Regions from separate parts of the Homo sapiens genome. Here regions 2 and 3 are each linked to region 1. Evidence: chromatin loops called from intact Hi-C (ENCODE). Cell type or tissue: Caco-2. All regions are shown on one strand.

Region 1 (8,000 bases):
TCTGATTCAGTAGGTCTGGGGTAAGGTTTGAGAATGTGTATTTCTCACGAGTTGCCAGATGAGGCTGATGGTGCTGGTTCAGGGACCACATTCCACTGCTGCAAATAAAAACTGTGCTAAAAATTTAGATTTGTGTGCACATACCTATGATAAGCTGACCTGCAAAAGAACAGCATTTCTTAAGAAGCTACCTTCCATTCTGCAGGCACAATCAGATTTCAGTTCTTCTACAGCCGTGTACATAAAATAAATGGCGTCTAGAGACACACAAATGTGGGACAATTAATCTATGCCTATGTTCCTAATAAGGCAAAAGGCTATACTTTCAATGTGCAATATGCTCAGTGAAGCAATCATAGGAATTAAAACATCACATTCAGGCTGGGTGTGGTGGCTCACACCTGTAATCCCAGCACTTTGGGAGGCTGAGGCGGGTGGATCACCTGAGGTCAGGAGTTCGAGACCAGCCTGACCAACATGGAGAAACCCCATCTCTACTAAAAATACAAAATTGGCCAGGCGTAGTGGCACATGTCTATAGTCCCAGCTACTCTGGAGGCTGAGGCAGGAGAATCACTTGAACCAGGGAGGCAGAGGTTATGGTGAGCCAAGATCGTGCCATTGCACTCCAGCCTGGGCAACAAGAGCGAAACTCCATCTCAAAAAACAAAACAAAACAAAAACCACATTCAAAGGAGGCAACCATTTCCAAATTTAATACAAGCTCTTTTCTAATTCAGAAAAAAGTATAGATAAAAGTCAAATACACCCAAGCTTAGGGGTGGAAAAATCGAAAACCAGAATAATTCACATTTCCAACCGTGGCTGCTATTGGTCCAATTGCTTATGGGTTCTTTTTTCTTCTTTTTTCTTTTTTCTAAAGAGAATAGGGATAGCAAGAATTGTGATGGAACTGGATCCCTGGAAGTCAACATAGTCTTGGCCACTTAGGCTGTTTTTTACCCCCTACCTGGCCTTATCCACAGTTTTGGCTTGGCTTAGCTCCATTCAAACACATGCTTAGTAATGGCACTAGGGGCTGCTACCACTGCTGCACAAATTGAAATCAGTATGAAAATGGAATAGAAAGATGTCAGCAAACTAATATTATTTTAAAAGGAAATTGCTTCCAATTTCAAAGCAGCAGGAGATTAGTAAGAAAATGAGGTTTCCGTTCCATAGGGTTTTCTAGGATGGAGATGTCTCATTCTAACATCCTTTTGGAATGGAAAAACACTTACTGTATAGTCTCCTTTACTTGGTTATCCTGAACCTCTTTACAGGCTGATAATTTTCTTGCTGGCAGTATATTGTATAGAATAGTTGTATTTTAAGACTTCTTCAAAAGTGTCTGTTAGCTTTGAGTAATTATCCATTGTTGAATTTGGCAGAACAAAGAGAAACTTCTAGAATTTTTATCTTCAGCCTTAGAAAGTGTTGTTAACTCTGAAAGTTTATATTTAGAGGACTTACTTTAAAAAAAGAAAGTAATACTTTTAAATGCCTGCTCATGATTTTTTTTAAATTTTTATTTATTTATTTATTTATTTATTTATTTATTTATTTATTTATTTTTTTGAGACAGAGTCTTGCTTTGTCACTCAGGCTAGAGTGCAGTGGCACGATCTCGGCTCACTGCAACCTCCGCCTCCCAGGTTCAAGTGATTGTTGTGCCTCAGCCTCTCGAGCAGCAGGGAATACAGGCGCCCACCACTATGCCCAGCTAATTTTTGTATTTTTAGTAGAGATGGGGTTTTGCTGTGTTGGCCAGGCTGGTCTGGAACTCCTGACCTCAGGTGATCCACCCGCCTTGGCCTCCCAAAGTGCTGGGATTACAGGTGTGAGCCACTGTGCCCGGCCACCTGAAGTTTTTATAAGGCCCTTGAGAACTCTGGCACTTTGTTGTGGTTGATCAGAGCCATGCAGGTAGTCTCATAGGTCCTTCAGTCCACAAATATTGAGGGTCCACCCTGTGCCATGTTATGGGGGCCTCTGTCATTTTGCTCAGGACTCTACTCTGAGGTGGTCCTGTATGGCTTGGATTATAAGAGACAGTCGAGGAAACAAAAGATCTGCATGCTCTCCTTTCACAAATTCACTAAAATGTCATGGCAAAATATTTTGAGCACTCTACCTCACATAAACTTTCTAGTTCACAGTCTGGTAGGTTGACATGTCTCTAAATATTTGTTATTTTCTGATTGAATCCTACCTGAACCCAGTTAACTGAGATACACTAAATCATAGCACCCTTTATTTGAAACAATACTGTAGGATTTCAAAGATCCATCAGTGTCTAGAAACTAGCAGGTATCTGTTGAATGAATGCTGCATTTTCTTCAACTCTGGGAGCCTGGATTAACTTCTACAAGTAATAGCACTGTTTCTATTTTGGTTACTTTCTGGCTACTGTCCTAGTCATTTTAGTTACCCTGATGCTGCCCCAGCGACTCAGCCCAGCCAGCACAAACTGTCCTGCTGGCTAACTGGATCATGGCTGCTGGTGGCCTATCGTATACTAGGGCTGAGAGAAAGAAGAAAGAATAGGGATGTCTATCCTTTAGGAAATGCAGTAGCATATTCTGCAGCCTTTTCCATTTTATTCATTTTGCTTTGGTTTGCTCAGAAGTATCAGAGCAAAATAGAAAATCAAATAATTGGAGCGCTCATCCTTATTTTCTCCTTGCCCAATCCCCATCCATAGTCTCTGGATGTGTCCCAACAAGGTGCTTACTGCTGAGCCACTCTGTATCTTTTCTGGAAGTCGGGGAGGTAAGGACAGATAAACAATGACACTAATTTTTCATCATCTCCCTATTCCTATGTTGCTATCATTCAACCAAACACCTACTGAGCACCTACTTCTGGCCCAGGTAATACACTTGGTCCTGAGGATACAAAGATCATACAGTTCCTCAGAGAGTTCGTGGTCTCCTGGGGGATGCAGAGAAGTAAAAATTCAGAGGAAAGCCCAGGAGATGTGTGAACCTAGAGGAAAGAGAGTTTAACTCTGCCTTAGGTGAAGAGGGGGTCAGTCCTCTTCATGGAGGAGAATTTTTATTCATTCTGCTGGCTGGACAGCAAAGATACCAGGCATAAAATCGAGGTTCTTATTTTTCCAACTTTAAAATCTACTCCACAATGGTCCCCATTTACTGTCAAAGCTGGCTTGTGTGTGATAATACCACTAATATAATCATGCCATCCTCTCACTCCTGCTCACTTTACACTTTATATCTGAAGGTCACAGTACTAAAAACTGGCATGGGTGTTTTCCAAGGAATCTGGTTATCAGGCTTGACTACAACTCTAAAACTGAAGATTAAAAGACAAGTTAACAGGCACTTTATAGGATGAGTATGGAGTCGGAGCTGTGATGGGCAGAGGAAAAAATCAGCAGCACTATGTTAAGCATATACCAACCAATGCCCAAAGCTGAAGGTAACTTATGATTTGTTTTTCTTAGGGGAGGACTTGTTTCACCTACCATGTGGAATGTTCCTGGGGCCTTGACAGGTCTGAAGCCATGAACAGGTATGCATTGATCAGCGTGGCCATTGCAGAAGCAGCTGCCCTTGACAATGAAATCATAGATTGCATAGTGTGTAAAATGTTGAGGCTCTTCGTTCAGGTCATTTCTCTGACAGGGACAAGACTGTCGTTTCAGCAGCTGCACGCGAAGGTTGGTGATCTTCAGCTGCTCCTGAACTTTGGCACTGTAAGGGTTCTCTGTATCGTATGGTGGTGACAAAGCTTTGAAAATAACCTGTAAGGAGAAAGAAAATACCATGCGTTTATAGGACTGTGCGCAAACCCTGAATTGTTTGCCTAATGTAGTCCCTGTTTGATTTATGCCTTATGTCATCTGTGAACGATAAGATAACAAGAAGTTTTTAGACCTTGAGCACACCTGGGACAGAGCCGCCCTGTTATTCTAAGGAGCAGATGTGCTGCCTGTTTGTACACAGAAGTATACATTGAGTGACCAGCAGAGACCTGACCCTTGAGATAAAGGCAGCCATACAAAGATCTTGCCAGGAAGAGCATTCTGGGCGAGGGAAGAGCAAGCTTAAAGGCTTTGAGGCAGAGTCAAGCTTGGCTTGCTCAAGGAAGAACAACGAAGTCAGTGTGACTGGAGACCAGTGAACAAAGAGAGAGTGGCTGGAGAGGCGGACAGAGAGCAGGTGTGAGATAGACATGAATGGAGCCCTGTGGAAGTCACAGTAGAGTTATGCTGACTGTAGCGGAAGCCACTGGGACACTGTAGGCAGAGAGGTGATATCTGATTTACCTTGCCTAAAAATATAACTCTCTCTTTTTGGATATAAAAGTATCACCTTAGAGATCAATTTCATACCAAAAGTATGAAAAGGAAAGAATCGACTGTGTCACATGTCCAAGGTCTACTGGTACAGACCTGTCCTCAGTGAAATATAACTGTGGGGGAGAGGGTAATAATTCAGCAGACATTTGGCCTCTGCAGCTCATGGTCTAGCCAGTAGCCAGAGTGGTTCTCTATAAACAGAGATTGGATCGTGTCACTCCCTTGCTTAAACCACCCCCACCTGAAGACCTCCCATTCTCCTCAGAACAAGATGCAAGGTCCTTATAATGGCTCTGCCTGGTTTCTGTTCTTAGTACTTATCACCATCTGACATTATATTTGTAGTGGTTTAGTGATTTACTATCTTCCCAGTCCAGACCAAAAACTTCATGTAGGCGGTCACGTATGTATCCCAGGACAGTGGCTGGCACATAGTAAGTATTCAATAAATTTTTGGTAAACAAATTAATTAATTTAACATTGTTCTTGGCATTTGTGTAATAGGTGAGAATTCCAAATAACTTCCTTATGTCGGGTCTAAATTCATTCGCATACTGAATTTCACGTTAAACACCAGTATTATGACAATAATAAGAAATAACGGATTAACCGGTATTTGTATTTCTAGCTATTTTTGAACTTTTAAAGCTTAAACAACATTGTATCTTAAACTCAAACCACATTCTGTCCCATTTATCCACATGCAAAGTGGTGGAAGGAAGCTTATCAGAAAATAAAATTTTCCAACAAACAATATGTCATATATTCAAAAGTCAGTACAGAAGTAACATCTTTTTCTTTTAACAACAGCTAGAACATGATTTTCTGTTTCGAAGCATTTTTTAAAAATTGAATCCATTATGGGCTTTATATGGAACTGATTCTCAACGTGACCTCCAAACACTGACATTTCTGTTAGACAGGAAGAACCCTTGCTCTAAATGATATCAGTAAAGTGCTACCTCCTATTTTATCAACCACAGTAATGCAAGGACATGGAAAAGGACACACCAGTGCTAACCAAGTAAGAGCTCCACTGAAAAGTCTGTGGTGTCCTTCTCCTCGTTATCTGCCCACCCTTCCTTTTCCTGAGCCTCGGTGGCAACTGTTTGGTCTCTCTCTGTCTCTGCCACGTATTTACCCTTGACATTTACCCTAGTTCCCTCTCTCACCCCATTCCATCTCCCCCTCACCCTCAGAATTGTTCCGCACAGGCAAAGCCAGAGGAAGCTCTGTCAAGGTCTGTAGGAACTTTGAAGCTCTTCTGCTTCCTGAGCCCAGACAGTGGGAGCTGAATGGCGGCTCTGTGCTTGGTGTGCATGACACCACAGTTGGCACGCGGATATCAGTAGGGAAGGGACATCATGACCCCTGAGGCTGTGTGCTGGAAAGGAGACAGCAGAGTGCCACAGACACAAAAGTGAACGGGAATTTAAACCATGAAATCTTTTTTCCAGAAAGGAGACGCCTTAATCTGATACCCTGGGAATGGATCTACCCTGCGTCAGGAAACAAAGAGTCCGCCAGTACAGATGCTTCCAACTTCTGGCAGGTCGCCCTTTGGGTCCCACCCAGTTTTTCTTCAAACTTCCCCAGAAGAAGCCTGTATGGCATGAGTGAAATGAAGTAAGAAAACACGTAGAAGCCCTCAGGATAGTATCAGCCTCTTCTGTGTTTTGTTCCCATAAGGAAGGGAATGTATCTATAGGCCCATCACTGATCCTCTGTCTACAACTGCCTCTTAATACACACTCCCAACAAGATATATTAATATTTAGAAAGTCAGGGATTGCGCTTTTTGACCAGGTTCAAGCATACTTCAGTATTTCTGGCTCGTTAGTGCTATTGGCCAGGACTTCATGATCTCATTTTTTAATTAAGAACTTTTATTATGTTTTGGTGGTTAATATTATGCTCATTACAGAAAAATCGGTCATGCAAAATATTAAAGATAATAAGTACCTACAAAGTGATCTACCTCCAAAGATAACCAGGGATGCCAACTTGATAATATCTTTCTACTTAAACTTCTGTATGTATGCATACATATAAAATACAACATAAACATCTTTATATACCTTGTGAGTATTCTTCCAAGTCACTAAGTGTATCTCTACATCAGAGGTTCTCAAAGAATGGTTCCCCAGACCAACAGCACCCCTAGGGAACTTGTCAGAGATGCAAATTCTTGGACCCTATCCAAGATCAACTGAATCAGAAACTCTGCAGGTGGGGCCCAGCAATCTGTGTTTCAACAAGCCTTCCAGGTGATTCTGACACATAACAAAATTTGAGAAACACCGTTACATAATTTTAAAACCTGCTTAGAATTACAGTGTGTGGCTATGACATAATTTATTTAGCCAGGCTGCTATTGTTAGGCAACTAGGTTGCTTCCAGCTTTTCAGTGTAACCCACTGCAGGGAACAACCTTGTAGCTAAAATGTGGATGTACAGACAGTAGTCCGCCCTTATCCTCCGGGAATGACTTCCAAGACCCCCAAGGGATGCCTGAAACTGCAGACAGTACTGAACCCATAGAGACTATGTTTCTCCTATACATACATACCTATGATAAAGTTTAATTTATAAATGAATTATATATGATATATAATTATATATTTATTATATATTAAATACAATTATATATAATTCATTTATAAATTAAACTTTATCATAGGTATGTATGTATAGGAAAAACCTATAATGTAAATTATGTATAAATTATATATATATATATATATATATATATATATATATATATATATATATCTCCTCCATGCCAACCTGGAGGATTGTTATATCCTCTTGATGAAGTGACTGTTTTATCTATGTATGTCCCTTTTTATCCTTGGCAATATTCTTTGATCTAAAATCTACTTTGATAGTAATATAGCCACTCAAGCTTTCTTTTAAAGTGTTTAATATATATATATAAAAATTATATATAATTTATAAATTAAACTTTATAATAGCACAGTAAGAGATTAACAACAAATAATAAAATAGAACAACGAAAAATAAAACAATTATAACAATACACTGTAATAAAATTTATGTAAATGTGGTCTCTCTCTCTCTCTCAAAATATTTACTGTACTCGCCTATTTTTGGACCATGGTTGATGGTTACTGAAACCACGGTAAGTGAAACTGCACATAAGGGAGGACTACTGTAATAATTTCCTGAAGATACATTTCCAAAGCTGAAATCAATGGGTAAAGGAAATGCATAATTTAAAAAATATCTGACCCTCTGAATGAATCATGGACCCCTTCCTACCTAACCTTTGGAATCTTCACATTTTCCTGGTCTTGCCTTATTTCTCTAAGCCTCGAATCCCTTGAACTTTGCCTGAGGATGGGGATTCTTGGCTCAGGCTCTGCCATTTCTTTGTGCCCCAGTGTAACAGAGAAATCCATACAAAGTCCTGAACAGGTGAAAATGACCTATATGATCTTTCTATTCTAGAATACTCATAAAAAATTCTCAATAAGAAGATGGAAAATTAGGCTAGGTGCGGTGGCTCATGCCTGTCATCCCAGCACTTTGGGAGGCTGAGGTGGGTGGATCACAATGTCAGGAGTTTGAGACCAGCCTGGTTAACATGGTGAAACCCCATCTCTACTAAAAATACAAAAATTAGCCAGGCATGGTGGCGTTAAAAAAAAAAAAA
Region 2 (8,000 bases), 110 kb before region 1:
CCACCTGCCTCCGCCTTGCAATGTGCTGGGACTACAGACATGAGCCACCATGCCCAGCCTCTGTCGTTTAAAATCAATTTCGGGCTGGACGTGGTGGCTTATGTTTGTAATCCCAGCACTTTGGGAGGCCAAGATGAGAGGATTGTTTGAGGCCAGGAGTTCAAGACCAGCCTGGTCAACATAGTGAGACCCTATCTCATATTAATTTAAAAACAACAACAGCAACAAAAATCAATTTCAAAGGGTTACACTTTATTGTAGCATTGAAAAAAGTTACTGTGTATTTGGAAGGGCATGGACATATAGCTATGAGATATAAATTTCTTATAAGGGAACAAAAGTTGTCACTGGAAGACTGGCTTCCTCTTCATATTTCTTGATTAGCAAAAGTCATATGCTTTATTGCAGTGGTCCCCAACCTTTTTGACATCAGGGTCTGGTTTCATGGAAGACAATTTTTCTATGCACTGGTGGGGAAGGGGAATGGTTTTGGGATGAAACTGTTCCACCTCAGATCATCAGGCATTAGTTAGAGTCTCATAGGAAGCGCACAACCTAGATCCCTTGCATGCATAGTTCACGATAGGGTTCGAGCTCCTATGAGAATCTAACACTACTGCTGATCTGACAGAAGGCAGAGCTCAGGCAGTGATGCTCACTCACTGTTCATTTCCTGCTGTGCAGCCGGTTCCTAACAGACCACAGACCGGTACCAGTCCATGGCCTGGGGGGCTGGGGACCCCTGCTTTACAGGTTCCAAGAAGGGGAGCCACTCACAAATACATTATTTGATTTTGTCACTGTGATGCAGAAAGCGATTATGTCAAGGGCCTGGCAATGCAATGAAAGGAAATGGAAGTTGCCAAGTATAGGAGACATTGGTATGACTGATCACATATCATGAAAAACTCAGGCACTAGAATATGTCAACATTTTCTAGCTAATATTTGAAGAAAGCTGCCTAACTTCCAGTCACGTGTAATTTTACTGAGAAATAAAAACAAATGCAGAAAGCAGAAACAATGTGGTTTTTTTTTCTGAGATGGAGTCTTGTTCTGTCACCCAGGCTGGAGTGCAGTGGCACGATCTTGGCTCACTGCAGCCTCCGCCTCCTGGGTTCAAGCCATTCTCCTGTCTCAGTCTCCCAAGTAGCTGGGACTACAGGCATGCACCACCACTCCCAGCTAATTTTTGTAATTTTAGTAGAGATGGGGTTTCACCATATTGGCCAGGTTGGTCTCGAACTCCTGACCTCAGGTGATCTGCCTGCCTCAGCCTCCCAAAGTGCTGGGATTACAGCCGTGAGCCACCGCTCCCGGCCACAACCTGGAATTCTTTAATATGCCTTGACATTATCCTGTTAGTCCGCAAAGTGGTAAAGATGAGCAAGTTTTATGGTACATGGAGGTTCGCCACTGGATGCCGTACACCATGCTGTCCGTAAGAAGTGATTTGGAAGTTCATGAGGAAGAGAAGCCTCAAACTTTGATTGTAACAGAACACAACAAAGTGGAATATAATTGCATGAATAAATGTATGCTGTGGTTGATTGGTAAAACATTTTTGTGTGCATTTAATATACTGGTCGTTTTTGGAAAAAATAACAACCCTGCACCATATTGATGGTCTGTCTAAAAATCGATCACATTTTAGGATCAAAGAATTCAAAATGTCTCTTTTCTAGGTATGGGGCTTTCTCTTCTGTTACCACCTGCTTTTTCTTAAGGAATTCTGCTGTATTTCCAGTTCAAGGAAGGGATATAGGCTTTATGTTTTTTTTTTTTTTTTGAGATGGGGTCTTGCTGTGTTGCCCAGGCTGGAGTGCAGTGGTCTGATCATGGCTCACTGCAGCCTTGACCTCCTGAGCTCAAGCGATCCTCCAACCTCAGCCTCCTAAGAGGCTAACTAAGGAGCACACCACCATTCCTGGGTGATTTTTATTTTTTAAATTTTTTTTGTAGAGACAGGTTGTCACTACATTGCCCACATGGGTCTCGAACTCCTGGACTCAAGTGATTCTCCTGCCCTGGCCTTCCAAAGTCCTGGGATTACAGGTGTGAGCCACCACACCTGGCCTTAGGCATCATCTTTATCTTATAACAGAGGAGAGACTATAAAAAAAACTGGGTTAGACTTGAGCAAGCTCAGCTGGGACTGTCAAGGCCTGACCTGAGGTGTTATTTAGGAAAAGAATAATCCCGACTTTTGGAAGCATATTAAAGTGATTGTCCTGAGTCTCTGAGAGCAAGATCATACCTTTGTGGATTTCGGAGGTGGTCTCCATCATGGCAGTGGTAATTCCCAGGTCAGTCGTCTTGGAAGAAACAATTCCTGGGACTGGAAATAAGGACTTGGGCAAGCCTTAGCCTAAGGACAAAAGGAGAACTCTTTCTCTGGGTCTTTTGGCATTTTGCCTGGGAGGGCTTTACTTAGCAGACATACCAGTATACTTCCAGTGGTGGGGGTGGGACAATGTTTGACGGAATAATGCAGGTTGAAATCTATGCATGGAAGGTTTCCCCGTGTTGGGACCTGGTTCTCTAGGCGCTAAGAAGAGCCACATCTTATAACAGTTAAAAATTATTCTTCATGCCAGTGGTTCAAATATTAATGCGCATGAGCCAGGAACTGTGGCTCATGCCTGTAATCCCAGCACTTTGGGAGGCCAAGGTGGGCAGATCACGAGGTCAGGAGATCGAGACCATCCTGGCTAACACGGTGAAACCCCGTTTCTACTAAAAATACAAAAAATTAGCTGGGCGTGGTGGCGCATGCCTGTAATCCCAGCTACTCAGGAGGCTGAGGCGAGAGAATGGCGTAAACCCGGGAGACAGAGCTTGCAGTGAGCCGAGATGGTGCCACTGCCCTCCAGCCTGGACGACAGAGCGAGACTCTGTCTCAAAAAAAAAAAAAAAAATTCAAAAAGAAAAACCAAAAACAAATATTAATGTGCATAAATACCACCTGGGAAGTTTGCCATCTATGCAGATATCTGACCCACTTCCAGAAATTCTAATTAAAATTTGAAGTATTTAATGGGCATGGTGGCTCACACCTGTAATCCCAGCACTTTGGGAGGCTGAGGTGGGAGGATTGCTTTGAGACCAGGAGTTTCAGACCAGCCTGGGCAACATGGTGAAGCCCTGTCTCTATAATACACGAATTAGCCAGGCGTGTTGGTGTGCACCTGTAAGTCTCAGTTACTCGGGAGGCTAGGGTAGAAGGATAGATTGAGTCTGGGAGGTTGAGGTTGCAGTGAGCCAAAATTGCGCCAGTGCGCTCCAGCCTAGGCAACAGAGTGAGACTCTGTCTCAATAACAATAATAATAATAATAATAAATAAAATTCTGAATGTGGTCCTTAATCTTATTTATAACAAACACCCTAGATAATTCTAATTCATTTAGTTCACATTTTAGAAGATAGGTGATCTTATATTGTCTCCAGTTGGTTGCTTTTGAACCTTTGTGGAAGCCTTAGGTGGTGTTCTGCTGTGATGAGTCAGTCACTAGAGGAGCCTGTTGTGGGGTTACAAAGGTGTGGCAAAAGGGAGGACGATGCCTCCTCCTATGGTCAGAGCAGTGGGAGCGGTGGTGAGCAAGCTATGTTCTGTAGAGTGGCTGTCTCACTAGGGACATTGTGAGAGGCAGTGGCCTGAGTCAGGTTCCCGGATAGGTGGTAAAGTTGAAGTCTGCAAAGGTTTTTCAGAGGAAGAAATAAGAAGAATTAATTTTGGAGTCAAGGATCCAGACAGTGTAGCATAAAAGGGCTCAAGAGCACAAAGTGGTCTCCAAAAGATGGAAAAACTACCAATTAGCCAGGCGTGGTGGTGTGCACCTGTAGTCCCAGCTGCTTGGGAGGCTGAGGTGAGAGGATCACTTGAGCCTGGGAGGTTGAGGCTGCAGTGAGCTGTCATCACGCCACTGGACTCCAGCCTGGGTGACAGAGCAAGACCCTGTCTCAAAAAACAAAGCAAGACTGCTCTTCCTCCCCACTCTATCCCCAGATGTTAAGTAGTCAGCAAAGACTAATTTCAGTTTCCCTTAAGGGTGACAATCAGGAATAGAAGATACTGCTGCTTTTGGGAACCGCTCTTATTAACTAGGGCTGCCTTGGCAGCTCCCAGGGGTGCTGTGTCTTGACAACCTTCTCCTGTTTTTGTGTTTGGTAACTACCCCACCCCAACCCCTACCCTCTACCGCCCACGCCTCCTCAAACCTCCTCAAGCAGCCCAATGACCAGACACCGCAGCGTCGCCTCTAGAGGGCGCTTGAGTCTCTACCAAATCCCTGAGTGGCCTCACCAGTTTGGGATTCCATTTACATTCCAAGAAATTCCTTTTTAAAGGTTACACAAGAGAGGCAGGCCTGTGGAGCCCTAATTGGTGTTCTTCAGTTGCCAAGCCCAGGCCTAGGTTCTTTCTCTCTCCTTGAGGTCAGGAAATCTTTTTTTTTTTTTTTTTGAGTCAGAGTCTCGCTCTTTCGCCCAGGCTGGAGTGCAATGGCCCGATCTCCGCTCACTGCAACCTCCGCCTCCCGGGTTCAAGCGATCTCCTGCCTCAGCCTCCCGAGTACCTGGGATTACAGGCGTCTGCCACCACACCTGGCTAATTTTTGTAGCTTTAGTAGAGACGGGGTTTCACCACGTTGGTCAGGTTGGTCTCGAACTCCTGAGCTCAAGTGATCCACCCACCTCGGCCTTCCAAAGTGCTGGGATTACAGACCTGAGCCACCGCACCCGACCTAGGAAATATTCTTGAATTTTCCAAAGGTACTCCCTTTCCAGTGCTCCCACCTCCTCCCTGCACCTGCAGGGTGTTGGCGGTGGAGACTCCCACCTTCTTCCATCAGGACCCATTCTCAGGAGTCTAGTGGTCTTGGTAACAGCCCTAATCTCCTTTTTCTGTGTTTTCCCTAGAAGGGTGCAGGACCCTAGAGGTTGCCTGGGCTCAGGGACTGCTGTAAGGGTGGATCTCAGAGCATCCTATGGTAGGTCTGCAAACTAAACCCTGAAAATCAGCCCCCAGAAGTCCCAGTAATGTCCATTTCTAGGCAAGAATAATTAAAAAGTTCTTTTATGTCAACCCAAAGAAAGGCAGTTTTGACCTTTTTGTCCTCGACACATTGTTTGCTCGAAGTAAGAAATGTTCACGTGGAATAGCTGCCATTAATATGGGTGACCTCAAGGTTAGTATCGCTCAGGGAATGCCTTTCATTGTTCTGTATTGTTTGTTTCCCTTTTGTGAAATTCTGTGGCCAAGGGAACTGCATAGTTCCAGGATGCGGTCCAGTAGCACATTACTAATTGCATACTTTAAAATACAGATTTATGCTGCTTCGTTGGGCCATACCAGGAGAGAAACCAGTGCAGGGGGCTATAAAGCGTCAAGGTTATAAACTTCATGGGGCTTTCAGGCAAATAAGGAATTTTTATTAATTCTTTAAATGCAAATGTCCAGTAATGTCTCCACTTGCCCCACCCCCTGCAGCGCTCCAGGTAGGAAAGAATTGCAACCTGCTAGCTGGTGGCCGAATGGAAAAAAGAGTGATTATTCATGGGGTCTCTGATGTCAAATAGTACATACAGCTGAATATAAAAGACCCTCCTTCTCCCCCACAACCTACTCCTTTGCTAAGAGCACAGGTATGAAACACAGATGCAAAATGGAGGAATCCCTCTCATTTGTCCCCCTGGCAGGACATATTTTAGAATAAAACCGGCAAGTACCTTGGCAGGCACCCAGCGTATCAGGTAAATTGTTAACTATCCGACTATTCTTTTACAAGAGCAAAATTGAGTGTGATATTAAAGCAAAGCCTCTTTATTTTAAATTATTAGTTCATAGTCTTGCTTTGGAGATCCCCAAAATGTCCATGCTAAGAACTTTGAAAAGCAGGCTTTTCTTTTTTCTTTTTGAACAATAGACATAAAATTCCAGACCTAGAGTGACAAATCAACACGTATCAGTTACTTTCATTGTCAAGGGCATTTTGGGTGTTCACACTTTATCACATTACTGGTAACCAAGTATTATTCCTGACCTGTGTGTTTGTTTATAATGTATACAGCAGAAGTTTGCTGGCTAAAGAAGGAAGCAACTGCTAATTCTGAGGAGTCAGAGACAGGGTGCTCCCATCCACCTGTGAGCATTGTCTGTAGACACAATAAATAGCACATCTTGCATGTATCTGTGCTCGATGAGGTCAGGCGCCGTATTGGTTTTACCTGTGTGTCTTCAGTGCCTACCTCAGTGCCTGCTACATATTAGGCATTCCATAAGTCAATAAATTCATAAAAGGAATAATAAACACGAGTTTCCTATCTGCAAATGCTATTGTAATAAAATACAAATTTATTTTATTTTATTATTATTATTTTTTGAGACGGAGTTGCGCTCTTGTCGCCCAGGATGGAGTGCAATGGCATGATCTCAGCTCACTGCAACCTCCGCCTCCCGGGTTCAAGCGATTCTCCTGTCTCAACCTCCCATCTCAGCCTCCCGGGTAGCTGGGATTAGAGGCGCATGTCACCACGCCCGGCTAATTTTTGTATTTTTAGTAGAGACAGAGTTTCATCATATCGGTCAGGCTGCTCTCAAACTCCTGACCTCAGGTGATCCGCCCGCCTTGGCCTCCTAAAGTGCTGGGATTACAGGTGTGAGCCACCGTGCCTGGCCTTGTTATTATTTATTTATTTATTTATTTGAGACAGGGTCTCCCTCTGTCTCCCAGGCTGGAGTGCAGTGGTGCCATCTCAGCTCACTGCAACCTCAGCCTCCCAGGTTCAAGTGATTCTTCCGCCTCAGCCTCCTGAGTAGCTGGGATTACAGGCGTGCCACCACAGCCCCGCTAATTTTTTTTTTTTTTTTGAGACGAAGTCTCGCTCTTGTCCCCCAGGCTGGAGTGCAATGGTACTATCTCCATACACAGATAATTTTTGTATTTTTAGTAGAGATGGGGTTTCACCATGTTGGCCAGGCTGGTCTCGAACTCCTGACCTCAGGTGATCCGCCTGCCTTGGCCTCCCAAAGTGCTGGGATTACAGGCATAAGCCACTGCGCCCAGCTGTCATCATATTTTTTATTGTGGTAAAATATAACATAAAACTTACTATTTTAATCATTTTTAAGTGTACAGTTATTGTGGCATACTGGTTCTAAATAGATTCTTAGAGTGCAAATACTACCCTGGGGGTGGGGGGTTCTCAAAATTCTTTATGCTAAGGATCTTCAGACCTACTGTGGTTGGAAATCATTGGTAGTCTATTTCCTAATAAGAAGTCATCTAATCTTGCAGGAGTTTGAGACCAGCCTGGACCACATGGTGAAACCTTGTCTCTACAGAAATTACAAAAATTAGCTGGCATGGTAGTGCATGCTTGTGGCCCCAGCTACTTGGGAGGCTGAGGTGGGATGATCATCTGAGCCCAGGGAGGTCGAGGCTGCAACAAACCGTGATCATGCCGCTGCACTCCAGCCTGGGTGGCTGAGTTTGTTTGTCTCAAACAAACAAAAACAAAAAGAAGTCATCCAAGCGTGACTATTTCCATTGTTGTGTGTCTTCAGGGAGTGATATGTTTAATGCCGATAAAAGTGTTACAATGTTCTTCCTTGTACTGACTTGAAACCTGTCTCCCTGTATTTTCCCATTGGTCTTATTGATTTTAGTTTGAGGAAATGGGATTAGTACATTATGTCTTTTTCCAAAGAACAGCCTTTATCAGTGGCTGGCTTTTCATTTTTTTTCCTTTAAAAGCAACTTACTATAAACTAGAATCTTGGTCAAATCTAACCAAAATTCCTCCTATTGTAATTTAAAATGGAAAAAATTAAAAATTTTGCTCTTTCTATCAATTCTGGACCTTAAAAGACATGGCTAACTATTAAAAAAATATATAGGGTAATTCAGGGCGCTGAACCCAAACTGGCAACCCTCGCACAGCATGTGCTACCTCTAGCGTGTGCTTTATTGTCAGAAACTTAATTCCCAGAGGTAGGACAA
Region 3 (8,000 bases), 77 kb after region 1:
TATAAGGCAATAAAACATGCTAGAGACTGGGAGACCCAGAAAAAGAAAAAAAAAGCTGGATGGCGACTATGATAAGGTTTGGATATGCTAAAAAGGGGCAAGAAAGACATTCTCCAAAGGAATACATGAAAGTTTAAAATTAATAAGGGGCTGGGCGTGATGGCTCACACCTGTAATCCTAGCACTTTGGGAGACAGAAGAGGGAGGATTGCTTAAGCTCAGGAGTTGGAGACCAGCCTGGGTGACATACTGAGACCTCGTCTCTACTAAAGATAACAAAAATTAGCCAGGCATGGTGGCACAAACCTATAGTTCCAGCTACTCAGGAGGCTGAAGTGGGAGGCTCACTCAAGCCCCGAGGCTACAGTAAACTATGATCATGCCATTACACTCCAGAAGGAGTGTAATATCTTTTCTGTTTGCTAAAATTATACTGCTTTGGATTCACCCATTTATTTCTATCATGTTTTCTAAGAAGGAGAAAAGGCTACAAGATATTGAGATGTTCACCTGTCAATGAAAAGGAGCTATAATTTGGCCCAGAAAGAAAGTCTATTGATCCAAGGAGCAGCTTAGACACAGAGCTGTTTTCAGTATTACCCAGGTCTCATGCTATCCACCACCAGCAGTCCTCACTGAACTTCCCCCCAAGCTGAATAATTCTAAACTTTAGAAAATGCTAACAATTTTTAAAGTGTCAAGAAATTATGGTAAAATGAACACTTACATTTGGTACATGATATGAACATATACAAACAAAATATTTTACTACAGAACCATAAATTGATGGAATGATCAAATAAGATTATAGAATCATGGCTATAGAAATAGAAATACAAGGTCAGGAGCAGTGGCTCATGTCTGTAATCCCAACACTTTGGGAGGCCGAGGTGGGCAAATCATGAGTTCAAGAGATCGAGACCATCCTGGCCAATAGTGAAACACCATCTCTACTAAAAATACAAAAATTAGCTGGGCGTGGTGGTGCATGCCTGTAGTCCCAGCTACTTGGGAGGCTGCGGCAGGAGAATTGCTTGAACCTGGGAGGCAGGGGTGGCAGTGAGGTGAGATCGCGCCACTGCACTCCAGCCTGGTGACAGAGTGAGACTCTGTCTCAAAAACAAACAAACAAACAAACAAACAAAAAGAAATACAAGTCTGTTGACTAAGCCTACCATGACTCATGTAGGATGATATCGTCTAGAGAAAAACATGGCCATTAAATCAAGTACTTGTGATAACAGTCAAATGATATCAAGTTCTAAAGTCAGAGAGAAATAGTTAAATCAATAACTGAAAATTTACAGATTTTATTGGATAAATGGTGAAGTATTTAGTTGTGAAAATATAAACTTTTCTCCAGAGTTAAAATGCCTGAGTACTGACCCTCCTTTGTTTGTAATTGACAATATCCCTAAGATATTTTCTTAAAGAAAATTATCAGTATCAACATTTTAACTCTGGAGAAAAATATATATATAATGATAATTTTCTTTAAGAAAACATCCTACGGTTTTTGTCAATTACAAACAAAGAAGGGTTAGCATTCAGGTTCTTTGCCTTAAGGAAACAGAACTCTGAATGTAGAGCTCTTTATGACTCCAATAAAGGGCATATATTTTTCTGTATCTCCTAGAAAGAGGTGTGGAAGTTTTTGGTGGTTGAAGAATTAGAATCCAAGTTAGATTCTGTTCTCTTAAAACAGGATCCATTTTCCGCATGTAATTTCACAATGGGTGCTATGACCAGCTAAGCCTATAAATGATCACTGCACCAAATCAGGACTCTAATATACTACTGTTTTACTTTATATGCCTAGTACATATAGCAAAGTTGCATAACAGAAGAAAAACAAACCCTGGTTTTACCATTCTCATGGCGTTAACATAATCTCCAGTGAGTAAAATGATACTTCTTAAAAATTGGCCCAATTTATCTATTGTAACTATAGCCTATAACGTACTTTCAGTAACAGGGTGATCATGATAAAGAAGAATGCTGACCAGGTGTGGTGGCCCACACCTGTAATCCCAACACTTTGGGGGACTGAGGCAGGAGGATTGCTTAAACCCAGGAGTTTGAGAACAGCCTTGGCAACGTAGCAAGACACCATCAATACAAAAAATTTTAAAAATTGGCTGAGCAGTTGGGCGTGGTGGCTCATGCCTGTAATCCCAGCACTTTTGGAGGCCAAGGCGGGTGGATCACCTGAGGTCAGGAGTTCGAGACCAGCCTGGCCAACATGGTGAAACCCCATCTCTACTAAAAATACAAAAATTAGCTGGGTGTGGTGGCGGCATCTGTAGTCCCAGCTATTCGGGAGGCTGAGGGAGGAGAATTGCTTGAACCCAGGAGGCGTAAGTTGCAGTGAGCCAAGATCATGCCACTGTACTCCAGCTTGGGCAACAGAGTGAGACTCTGTCTCAAAAAAAAAAAAAAAAAAATTAGCTGAGCATGGTGACACCTTCTTATAGTCCTTCCTACTTCAGAGCCTGAAGTAACAGGATCACTTGAGCCCAGGAGGTCAAGGCTGCAGTGAGCCACGATCACACCACTACCCTCTATTCTGGGCAACAGAATGAAACTCCGTTTCACTAAAAAAAAAAAAAAGAAGAAGAAGAAGAAGAAGAAGAAGAAGAAGAAGAAGAAGAAGAAGAACCCTCTTTGTCATTCAACACCTGTTTTTGAAAACTTGATATGTGGCTAACAGAACAGAGTGTCCCTGGAAAGAGGTCTTTTTTTCTTTTGAGACAGTCTGACTCTGTTGCCCAGGCTGGAGTACAGTGGTGCAATCATGGCTCACCGCAGCCTCAACCTCCCAGGCTCAAGCAATCCTCCCACCTCAGCCTCCCAAGTAGATGGGACCATAGGCAGTGCCACCACACCTGGCTAATTTTCTAAAACTTTTTTGTAGAGGCAGGGTCTCACTATGTTGCCCAGGCTGGTCTCAAACTTCTGGCCTCCAAAAGTGCTGGGATTACAGGTTTGAGCCATCGTGCCCAGCCTAAGAAGTCTTTTTAATAAGGAAAGACTCTAGAACAAAGAATATAAAGGAGTTTCAAGCTTATTTGATTTGGAGGGAAAGACTCTGCAGTTCAAGCTTATTTGATTTAGAGTATCTTTACATAATGTAGTGAAATTTCATTAATTTGTATTCATACAATGAACTAATTTCACCTAGTTTGGGCTATTCTGTAATATTTATGATGCAAGAAAGTCAGTAACAAAATTATAAACTAGTTCTTTCCGGTTAGAAGGTGTAAAATGAAAACAGTTGGACAATTATTCAGGCACTAGAAAACATTATGTGGAGCAACTCCTAGGATTTGGTTTGCTCCCCACGGAAAAACAAGCTTCCAAATAAATATTTCAGCAAACAAATCTATTACTTTTTTCTTTTCTTAATTATTCTTAGAAAAAATGTACATATAAACACTTTGACTGTTATCCATAAGTCAAATATTTCCAAAGTAGACACTGCCCACGTTTGGTTAATTACCTGAATTTACAGGGTTGGTTTCCATTCCATTCATTTGCGTAGTCACGTTGTTTAGTTCACATGATACGTGCCAGCCTCAGCTGAAATTCTAGTTATTGGCAGAGTTTAAGAAAGCTTGGGAAAGGAACCTGGGCAAGTGCTTTTATCCATTCTGGTCAAGGGGTCCTGATCTGGAGTCCATGCATGAGCTTTTAGGAGGTCTGCAAATCTGCAAAACCTGCATGTAACAATTGTATGTTTTCATAAAAAAATTTTTTGAGGCAGGGTCTCACTCTGTCACCCAGGCTGGGGTACAGTGGTGTGATCTCAGCTCACTGCAACCTCTACCTCTCAGGTTCAAGCGATTCTCCTGCCTTAGCCTCCCGAGTAGATGGGACTACAAGAACGTGCCATCAAGCCCAGCTAATTTTTGTATTTTTTTGGTAGCAACAAAGTTTCACTGTGTTGGCCTGTCTGGTCTCAAGCTCCTGTCCTCAAGTGATCCGCCAACCGTGGCCCCCAAAGTGCTGGGATTACAGGTGTGAGGCACTGCACCTGGCTGATTTTTATATGTTTAGATGAAAATTTCCAGAGAGTTCACGATTTTCATGATTATCAAAGGTCACTCTCCTTCTAAAAAGGTTCAATTATTGATTTAAGGAGTTCTTATTTGTCAGTCCTTATTGGAGATCCAATGCTCCAATGAACTGAGATACAATTTTGGGTTGAAAGATCTGAAATGGTGTCTTCTCTCCACTGACCACAAGCCGGGCTTTGAAATTAGAGTCGTAACCTTTCCCTTGCAAATCCCTGGAAGGTGTGCTTTCAACAGCTCGCTGCCGTTTGAAGGAAAAACTGTTCCAAATGTAATTATATACATATTGGGGATATTAAACATTTCTTCTGCGAAAGTTTCTTGTATCCTTTGTTTATTTGGTTAACAATACTTTTGCAACCCTATTATAAGCAGTATGTGCCAAGGATAAAAGGATAAACCCAAATACACGTGTCCTTTGTCTTTCTGGATGGATATATAGCAGAGAACATTTTCATTTTTCATAATTCTCTGTATCTACTGGAGAAAGAAAATGATAAAACATACCCAAGTTTATCTAATTTCAACCAGAAACTCTCAAATGAAATGCATGAAGTAAAGTGACATCTAGTGTTGGTTAAGTGGCAGTGAAATATGTGTCAGGACAAGGCATACTTTAACTTTCTTTGAACAGACTGTTAAACTTGGCTTTGTTAAGTTGCCAACTCCGGAAAGCATAGTTTTGCTTTTAAAAATATTTTAGAGTAATTCTGAAATAATCTGAATTTAAATGCTAATAACATTGTTTTTATTTTTTCAAAATAAAATGCTTAACGCCTACAGAAAAGTCTAGAGAATGAAATAACAGTTACGTATCTACCACCCAACTCTGTCAAATCTTAACGTTTTGCTTTACTTACATCAGATATTTTAAACATAAAATGTAATAGACACATTTGATGCCTTATTAACTATTTCTGATTTCATGTCCATCTTGTTCTCTTTAGAAGTAATCAATATTTGGTTTATTATCTCTGTGACTTTTTGTATTTTTATTACATATTTGTGTACACATAAAATTTATAATATTGCACATATTTTATAGCTGATATAAGGGATACCATATGGTACAAATATTTCTGCAACTTACTTTTTCTAGTTTAATATTATGCTTTGGAGATTTCGTGATATTGGTCATCTAACTTCAGTCATTTACTGTAACTGCTGTATGTTAGCATTCCATTGAATGAATTGTACAACAATTTATTTAATTTACAGCTGATGGACATTCAGAGTGTTTTCAGTCTCTTGCTCTTACAAACCATGCTACAGTGAACACTCTTATACGTGACCCATTGTGCACACATTTGCGAGTTTCTCTAGACTGCACAACGAGGAGGTATTGCACAAGTGTATACTTTCAAAACATCTCTAGCTATTGAGCATTTGCTCTCCAAGATGGTTGTACCAATTTACACCCTAGTAGAAGTGTAAGAAAACTTCTGTGGCTTCACATTCTCGCCAGCACTTGGTATTGCCAGGCTTTTTAATTTCTGACAATCTGCTTGATGTAAAATCTTATCTCATTGTGGTTTCAATTTGCATTTCTCTGACAAGTAGTAAAACTGAGTTACTTATTTATTTATTTATTCATTTATTTTGAGACAGTCTCGCTCTGTCGCCCAGGCTGGAATGCAGTGGCGCGATCTCGGCTCACTGCAAGCTCCGCCTCCCAGGCTCACGCCATTCTCCTGCCTCAGCCTCCCGAGTAGCTGGGACTACAGACGCCTGCCACCACGCCGAGCTAATTTTTTGTATTTTTAGTAGAGACGGGGTTTCACCGTGTTAGCCAGGATGGTCTCGATCTCCTGACCTTGTGATCCACCCGCCTCGGCCTCCCAAAGTGCTGGGATTACAGGTGTGAGCCACCGCACCCGGCCGAGCTTTTTAAAAATATGTTTTTACTACTGAAGTTTCTTCCGTGAATTGCCTATTCCTATTCTATGCCTACTGGATTGCTGGCATTTTCCTTTAAGTACTTGCTGATATAAGTACTTTGTAGGCTTGATATATTGCAAATATTGTTTCTCAGTTTATGGCTTGGCTGTTCACTGTGTTCATGGCATCTTTTCATTTTAAAGCAATCGACTTTGGCTGGGCGCGGTGGCTCATGCCTGTAATCCCAGCAATTTGGGAGGTCAAGGCAGGTGGATCACCCGAGGTCAGGAGTTTGAGACCAGCCTGGCCAACCTGGTGAAATCTGTCTCTACTAAAAATACAAAAATTAGCCAGGCGTGGTGGTGTGTGCCTGTAATCCCAGCTACCCAGGAGGCTGAGGCAGGAGGATCACTTGGAACCCAGGAGGCAGAGGCTGCAGTGAGCCGAGATTGTGCCACTGCACTCCAGCCTGGGCGACAGAGCAAGACTTTGTCTCAAAAAAATAAATAAATAAATAAACAAAAAATAATCAACTTTATGAATCTTTCCCTTTTTATTGCTTATTTTAAAATCTTTTTCCTTTTTTTTGAGGCGGTGTCTTGCTCTGTTGCCCAGGCTGGAGTGCAGTGGCACGATCTTGGCTCACTGTAACCTCTGCCTTTGGGGTTCAAGTGATTCTCCTACCTCAGCCTCCTAAGTAGCTGGGATTACAGGCGTCTATCACGATGCCCAGCTAATTTTTGTATTTTTAGTAGAGATGGTGTTTCACAATGTTGGCCAGGTTGGTCTCGAACTCCTGACCTCAAGTGATCTGCCTGCTTCGGCCTCCCAAAGTGCTGGGATTACAGGCTTGAGACACTGTGCCTGGCCTTAAAATCTTTATTAAGCTTTTCTCCTTTATTTTCTCTTAAAATGTTTAAAGTTTTTTTTTCCTTATTTAGGTTTCTAAATTATAAACTTTTCTGTATTGTGTGAGGTAGAAAATTCGATTCCTTTTGTATCATGGATAATGACTGTCCTAGCATTATTTATTGAAGAAACCATCCTTTCCTCATTGTTCATTTTAGCTCATCACCAAAGTCACTTATGAAATTAATTTGGGGCCAGGCACAGTGTTCACACCTGTAATTCCAATACTTTTGGAGGTCAAGGCAGGAGGATTGCTTGAGGCCAGGAGTTCGAGACTAGCCTCGAAAACAAAGTGAGACTCCCATCTCTACAAAAACTTTTCTAAAATTAGCCCAGCACAGTGATGTGTCTGCCATTGCATTATTTGGGAGGCTGAGGCAGGAGGATTGCTTGAGCCCAGGAGTTTTAGGCCGCAGTGAGCTTTGATGGCACCACTGCACTCAAGCCTGAGTGACAGATCTTTAAAAAAGAAAAAAATAATAACTTTGTAAGATTTGTCTTGCATAGCACTACCTGGCTCCTGAGGTTCCCTCAGTTAAGTCAGGTGTGTATACTGACTTCCACCTATGGGTTCATCCCTACTCACATGCTGAGCCTGTTTTGCTATCTGTTGTCTGAGAAATATTGGTCAGCATCAGGACCATTATTCCTAGTGTTTCCATACTCCATTCCTGCGTTCTGGCCATTTGTTTTTTCTTGGGGTCCAATCCTTGTTGTTTGCGCTCCTATTCTAGGTTCTGAGCTAGGATGGCCAACCATCCTGGTTTTCCCAGGACCAAACTACCTGGTTTCCCCAAATGCAAGACTTTATGTGCTAAAACTGTGACCATCCCTGGCAAACTTGGCCTGGATGGTTGGTCACTTTAGATGTATCCTGTGGTTTTTGCTTCCTCTTGTGTTGACCTCTTGACTGTCTAGTTTGGTGTTTTCTCTGTGCTCACAAATCATATTTACCTTGAACTTGTATTCGTTGAGTGCCTATGATGTCAGAGGCTGTATGAAGCATTTTCATATGTGGTATCTCATTCAACCGTTAGACAGCTCTGCATGATTTCCTTTTACAGATGAGGAGGATTTTATGTAGTTAGCCAGGATCACAAAATTAGTGACACAAAAGAATGAAACCCAAGCCTCCTGACT

Evidence for each region. Peaks named below come from ENCODE experiments on the same cell type or tissue, not always from the same donor. Only the 100,000 strongest peaks of a DNase experiment are listed, where the experiment ranks them.
Region 2: it touches region 1 in a loop (2.8-fold over the local background); 7 of 110 quality-filtered maps call a loop at or near these places.
Region 3: it touches region 1 in a loop (4-fold over the local background); 4 of 110 quality-filtered maps call a loop at or near these places.

The regions. Positions count from the first base shown.
Region 1 is chr12:95,734,379-95,742,378 of GRCh38, forward strand. NTN4 (netrin 4) reads right to left here. Exons shown (of 10, transcript NM_021229.4): 3 at 3,488-3,766. It overlaps LOC105369919 (a long non-coding RNA gene), which reads right to left and starts at 448. Exons shown (of 3, transcript XR_001749273.2): 1 at 1-448. RefSeq lists an enhancer at 6,426-6,570 and a cis regulatory region at 6,498. In Caco-2, no CTCF peak of the experiment used is centred here; a DNase peak (open chromatin) is centred at 3,933; H3K4me3 peaks cover 842 bases.
Region 2 is chr12:95,619,510-95,627,509 of GRCh38, forward strand. No RefSeq gene overlaps it. Among named protein-coding and RNA genes, the nearest start is that of USP44, 72 kb to the left of the region's middle. RefSeq lists an enhancer at 3,238-4,192 and a silencer at 4,200-4,269. In Caco-2, a CTCF peak has its summit at 4,257 (motif pointing right); a DNase peak (open chromatin) is centred at 4,302.
Region 3 is chr12:95,811,174-95,819,173 of GRCh38, forward strand. The region is part of intron 2 of SNRPF-DT (SNRPF divergent transcript); the gene reads right to left. All of the region lies in intron 1 of LINC02410 (long intergenic non-protein coding RNA 2410), which reads left to right. Among named protein-coding and RNA genes, the nearest start is that of LINC02410, 12 kb to the left of the region's middle. In Caco-2, a CTCF peak has its summit at 4,646; no DNase peak of the experiment used is centred here.